2 separate regions of the Homo sapiens genome follow, and region 2 is linked to region 1. A link is a loop called in an ENCODE intact Hi-C map of the cell type or tissue named here. Cell type or tissue: heart left ventricle. All regions are shown on one strand. Region 1 has its middle 4.4 kb from the start of AGPAT3. Region 2 overlaps AGPAT3 (1-acylglycerol-3-phosphate O-acyltransferase 3).

Region 1 (2,500 bases):
GTCGCTCTCTACTCTCTGCTGACCCCTGGGATGGGGGATGGATGTGTTACAGGAAACGGGTCCGGATCTAGACACCAAGAGGGGGTTCTTGGATCTTGCACAAGAAATATAATTCAGGGTGAGTCCGTAAAGTGAGAGCAGTTTATTAGGAAAATAACGGAATTAAGAATGGCTTACTCCATAGACAGAGCAGCCCCAGGACTGCTGGTCGCCCATTTTTATGGTTATTCTTGATGATATGCTAAACAAGGGGTGGATTATTCATGCCTCCCTTTTTTAGACCATATAGGGTAACTTCCTGACGTTGCCATGGCATTTGTAAACTTGTCATGGTGCTGGTGGGAGTGTAGCAGTGAGGACGGTCAGAGGTCACTCTTGTGGCCATCTTGCTTTTGGTGGGTTTTATCCAGTTTCTTCACTGCAAGCTGTTTTATCAGTAAGGTCTTTATGACCTGTATCTTGTGCCAACCTCCTAGCTCATCCTGTGACTTAGAATGCCTTACCTGTCTGGGAACGCAGCCCAGTAGGTCTCAGCCTTTTACTCAGCCCCTGTTCAAGACGGAGTCGCTCTGGTTCAAAAGCCTCTGACAGATGGCAACAATCTCACCGGACTCAGCGCCTCCAGACTGAACTCAGTTTCTCAAGAATCATTTCCAGGGGTGAGGTCTTAGTGCACCCAGGGTTTCTAATCTCTTTGCTGTGAAAGATCTTGTTTATAATTTTTGCCTCTGTGGAAGTCTATGTTTAAAAAATAATGTGTCTCCTAGGAAAAAAAGCTTTTGTTTGCATTGTTTTCCTATTACCTATTAGCCAAAAATAGTTAACGTCCATCCAGTAGAGATTAGTATCCACATGCCGGAGTTCGTGTATTTACAGCAAAGTTATTATCTTTCGTTTTGGTAAACTTTTACATCTGAGATAAATATAGAGTTGTCTTTGGGCTTTTAAGAATGCCGGAGTTACCCCGAGGGCCCCTGGCTCTCCCGGCATCCTCTTGGAGATCAGGGAAATCTGGGTGGGAACCTCCTCATTTTACAAAAAAAGAAACTAAGACCAAATGGGTAACGTCGTTGTTTAAGGTCACAGGCTGGCGCTGAGCCTTGGCTCTCAGCTCCCCTGGCAGTCGCGCGACTCAGCGTCCAGCCCTACCTGCTCCAGGGCCCTCCCTACTGCCAGCCGCTGCCTGTCCTCTCCCCTGACCTGCCTTGAGCCAGACTGGGCCCCCTGGGCCTTGGGCAGGGCTGGATGGGCAAGTTGTCCAATGAGGCCCCCTCAGAACTGGAAAGCCTCCTTCTGGGTGTGGAGGTGGGCAGCAATCTGCCATTTGGCCCTGGGGTCATCTCTCTGGCTCAGTTTGCTTATCTGTGAGCCCAGATGTCGGCAAGTTCAGGCTGAGAATTAGAGCAAATAATGAAGAGGGAGCCCCTTTCCCAGGGCCTGGCTCATATGCACCGTGGACAACAAATACCAAAAAGGCTGGGCACGTGGCTCACACCCGGAATCTCAGCACTCTGGGAGGCCGAGGTGGGTGGATCACTTGACGTCAGGAGTTCGAGACCAGCCTGGCCAACATGGTGAAACCCCACCACTACTAAAAATACAAAGATTAGCCGGGCGTGGTGGCAGGTGCCTGTCATCCCAGCTACTCTGGTGGCTGAATGAGGCAGAAGAATTGCTGGAACCCAGGAGGCGGAGGCTGCAGTGAGCCAAGATCGTGCCACTGCACTCCAGCCTGGGCGACAGAGCAAGTCTCTGTCTCAAACAAACAAATAAACAAAAAAACTACTTTTCTTCTTTTCATTCCTAGCAAAAATCCCCTCTCTGGACAAATACTACTCAAGGTCAGAATCTCCCTTTGCCCCCAGTTTTTCATTGAGGAGGCTGAGGATCTGAGTCTCTCTCTTTTTTTTTTTTTTGAGATCCAATCCAGTCTCACTCTGTTGCCCAGGCAGGAGTGCAATGGCATGATCTTGGCTCACCACGAGTCTCTTTCTTAATAACCAACCCCATTACCGGGTCAGGAGAAGCTGCTGCGCTGTGGCTGCATCAGGGCCTAGAGCCGGGCTGCCTGCCTCTGCTGCCCTGTGTGCTGGCGGATAAGGTAGGGAGGTTTGTTATGCCTCAGTTTCCTTAAAGGTAAAATGGGGTGTCAGTCGTCTCTACCTTGTGGCCTGGTTTTGGTTAATGAACTAATCTACACACATAACAAGGGCTCAACAAAGGTTAGCGATGACGTTTCCTGCCAATCTGAGCACCTGCACACTGGAACCCTGTAAACAGTTGAGGGTGGGTGGCTGACTTCCAGTTCCCTTCAAATGCTTCTCTGAGTGTCTGCGCACCTGCGGCTCTCCAGGGGCTCGACTCAGGTCTCAGTGATCACAGATTCTAATGAAGAAAGGGTCTGTCTCTGTCATCCAGGCTGGAGTGCAGGGGGCACGTTCATGGCTCACTGCAGCCTCGACTCCCACCTAAGCCTCCTGAGTAGCTGAGACTACAGGTG
Region 2 (2,500 bases), 94 kb after region 1:
GAGGCTGAAGCCAGAGAATCACTTGAGCCTAGGAGATCAAGGCTGTGTGAGCCATGATGGCATCGCTGCCCTCCAGCCTGGGTGACAGAGTGATATTCTGTCTCTATAAATAAATAGATGAAAAATAAAAAATAAAAATGTAGACGTCAACTTCACATTGTCTGGGGATGCATAATTTCCTAAAAATCGCTCTCATGGGCTCACGAGCAAATGCTCTAGGGGGCCACTGAGTCCAGGCCCCTCCCAATGCTTTCCTGCTCTGCCAGCCCAAAGGACTTTGAAGCTGGAGGCGGGGACCGGTGTGGCCAAGCAGGGCACCTTCCTCACCGTCACCCTTCTGCAGGGAGGGAGGTGGCCTCTGCCTGCTGCCATTGGAGGTTTGTGCAGTCAGGTTTATCAAGGAGGTCCAGGCGGGCTGGGTGTGGGGAGGTGGAACAGGGTACCTGCGAGGTCTGTGAGTGAAACTACACTGCTGGCTGGACAGAGACATGGCAATGACCCAGGGAAACCGTGTTGAGCGCTCTGGTGGGGGCAGGCGGGCGGGAGAGGCCCCTGAGTTCCGCTAGCTGGAATTAAGCAGGTGAACAGCAGATGTTTCTTGGAATGGAGTCTGGTCCATAGTAAGTGATGAAGATGTGTTTTGACTCCGTATCTAGGACCTCCAGGACGTAGAGGTTGATGATCCGGGCAGGTGGCCTTCAGCGAGGGAGCACGTCAAAAGGCTGTGGGCCGTGCAGACAGCTGGGGGACACCGTCCCGGGTGTGACCTTGGGCCACACGGCAGGGTGGTGGACTTGCTCCTAGAATTGGGCTCCAGGGCTGAAGCCAGCCCCTCTGATCTGGCACTGGCCGGCTCCATTCACCCTTTTTGGGGCTTACTGCCGCAGAGACTTCCTTTGAGGAGAGCTGGACCCAAGACGCCAGAGTTCCGGGGGCACTGAGTGCTGTGTGGCACCCGGGCCAGGAGAAACATGTGCCAGAGGGCAGGCGTGGGCTCTCCGGGGAGTCTCTGCGTAGACTTTCTAGCCCAGAGGTTCAGGTGATGGACCAGAGACTGGCCGCTTTGTGACACCGAGGACGGTTGATAAAGTGGATTCTCGAGGGGAAGCTGCATCCACACAGAGGCTGGGACGTGAATGTGCATCACGGCTCTATCTGTGGCCCCCAAAGGCTGGGTGCCAGCTGCCTGTCGGCAGGGAGCGTATCACCGTGGCACGTCCATGCCGTGGGGGTCACTCAGCAGCCACGGATGCGCCCTGGGTGCTGTCCCGGGGCCGTCTCAGAAGCACCGCGCTGGACCGGCTGGGCCAGATGCCATGGGATTCTGTGTTTGTGAACCTCTAGAAAAGGTAAATTAACCTATAGAGCTGGAAAGCTGACCTGCATTGTCAGGCTGGGTGGGGAAGGACTTGGATGGAAATGTTCCCTGTTGCAGTGTGGTGGGGTCACAGGCGGCTTAGCTTGTCAACACCCATAACGCTATGCACGGACACTCGGCAAACCCATCTTAATCGTGTGTTATTTATTCCTGGATGAAGTTCTTTTCTTTTTTGAGATGGAGTTTCACTCTTGTCACCCAGGCTGGAGTGCAGTGGTGCGATCTCAGCTCACTGCAGCCTCCTCCTCCCAGGTTCAAGCTATTTTCCTGCCTCGGCCTCCCAAAGTGCTCAGATTACAGGTGTGAGCCACCGCGCCCGGCTGAGAATCTGATTTTTAAAAATAAACGTCATGACTGGGTGCGGTGGCTCACACCTGTAATCCCAGCGCTTTGGGAGGTCGAGTTGGGCGGATTACCTGAGGTCAGGAGATCGAGGCCAGCCTGGCCAACATGGCGAAACCCCATCTCTACTAAACATACAAAAATTTGCTGGACATGGTGGTGCATACCTGTGGTCCCAGCTACTCGGGAGGCTGAGGCATGAGAATTGCTTGAACCCAGGAAGCTGCAGTGAGCCAAGATGGCACCACAGCACTCTAACCTGGGCAACAGTGAGATAATCTGTCTCAAAAAAAAAAAAAAAAATCAGATTCCTGTACTTTGCGCCGTAGCAACGGAATCAGCAGGTCTGCTGTGGAGCCCGGGCATCTGCTTCTCGGAGCATCACAGCTGATGTGCTGGCCCTCAAGCAGGCTTCTTGGGACCCTGGTTCTTCTGGGCCAGTGTGGAGTGATGTGTGCCCCTGGGTGAGGACCACCTGGTCTCCTGGGGCTCTGCTGTGTGCCAGGTGGGGGCCAGGTGATGGGCTGCAGGGCGGCCCCCACCCTGTACAACTCAGGATCTGGTCGAATATATCGTCTCTAGCTCAAGAAAGGCGTTCTGAAACAGCAAGCCTGGTCTGCCCAGCGTGTCTGAGGCTCTGCTCTAAGGGGCCCCTGCCCACCCTGGGGGGGCTGCAGTGTGTCTGGGCGAGCACTGACTTCTGAGCCTCGCTATCTGGACTGGCACTGGCTCTACTGCTGACTCCCTGTGTGGCCCCATATGATGCACGAAGCCTCTCTG

What was found. Hi-C counts contacts between places; a loop is a spot of excess contacts. Peaks named below come from ENCODE experiments on the same cell type or tissue, not always from the same donor. Only the 100,000 strongest peaks of a DNase experiment are listed, where the experiment ranks them.
Region 2: it touches region 1 in a loop (2.2-fold over the local background); 6 of 110 quality-filtered maps call a loop at or near these places.

Annotation. Positions count from the first base shown.
Region 1 is chr21:43,859,587-43,862,086 of GRCh38, forward strand. No RefSeq gene overlaps it. Among named protein-coding and RNA genes, the nearest start is that of AGPAT3, 4.4 kb to the right of the region's middle. RefSeq lists a cis regulatory region at 1,064-1,561. In heart left ventricle, no CTCF peak of the experiment used is centred here; a DNase peak (open chromatin) is centred at 1,163.
Region 2 is chr21:43,953,894-43,956,393 of GRCh38, forward strand. All of the region lies in intron 2 of AGPAT3 (1-acylglycerol-3-phosphate O-acyltransferase 3), which reads left to right. Among named protein-coding and RNA genes, the nearest start is that of TRAPPC10, 57 kb to the right of the region's middle. RefSeq lists an enhancer at 2,269-2,500. In heart left ventricle, no CTCF peak of the experiment used is centred here; no DNase peak of the experiment used is centred here; H3K27ac peaks cover 103 bases.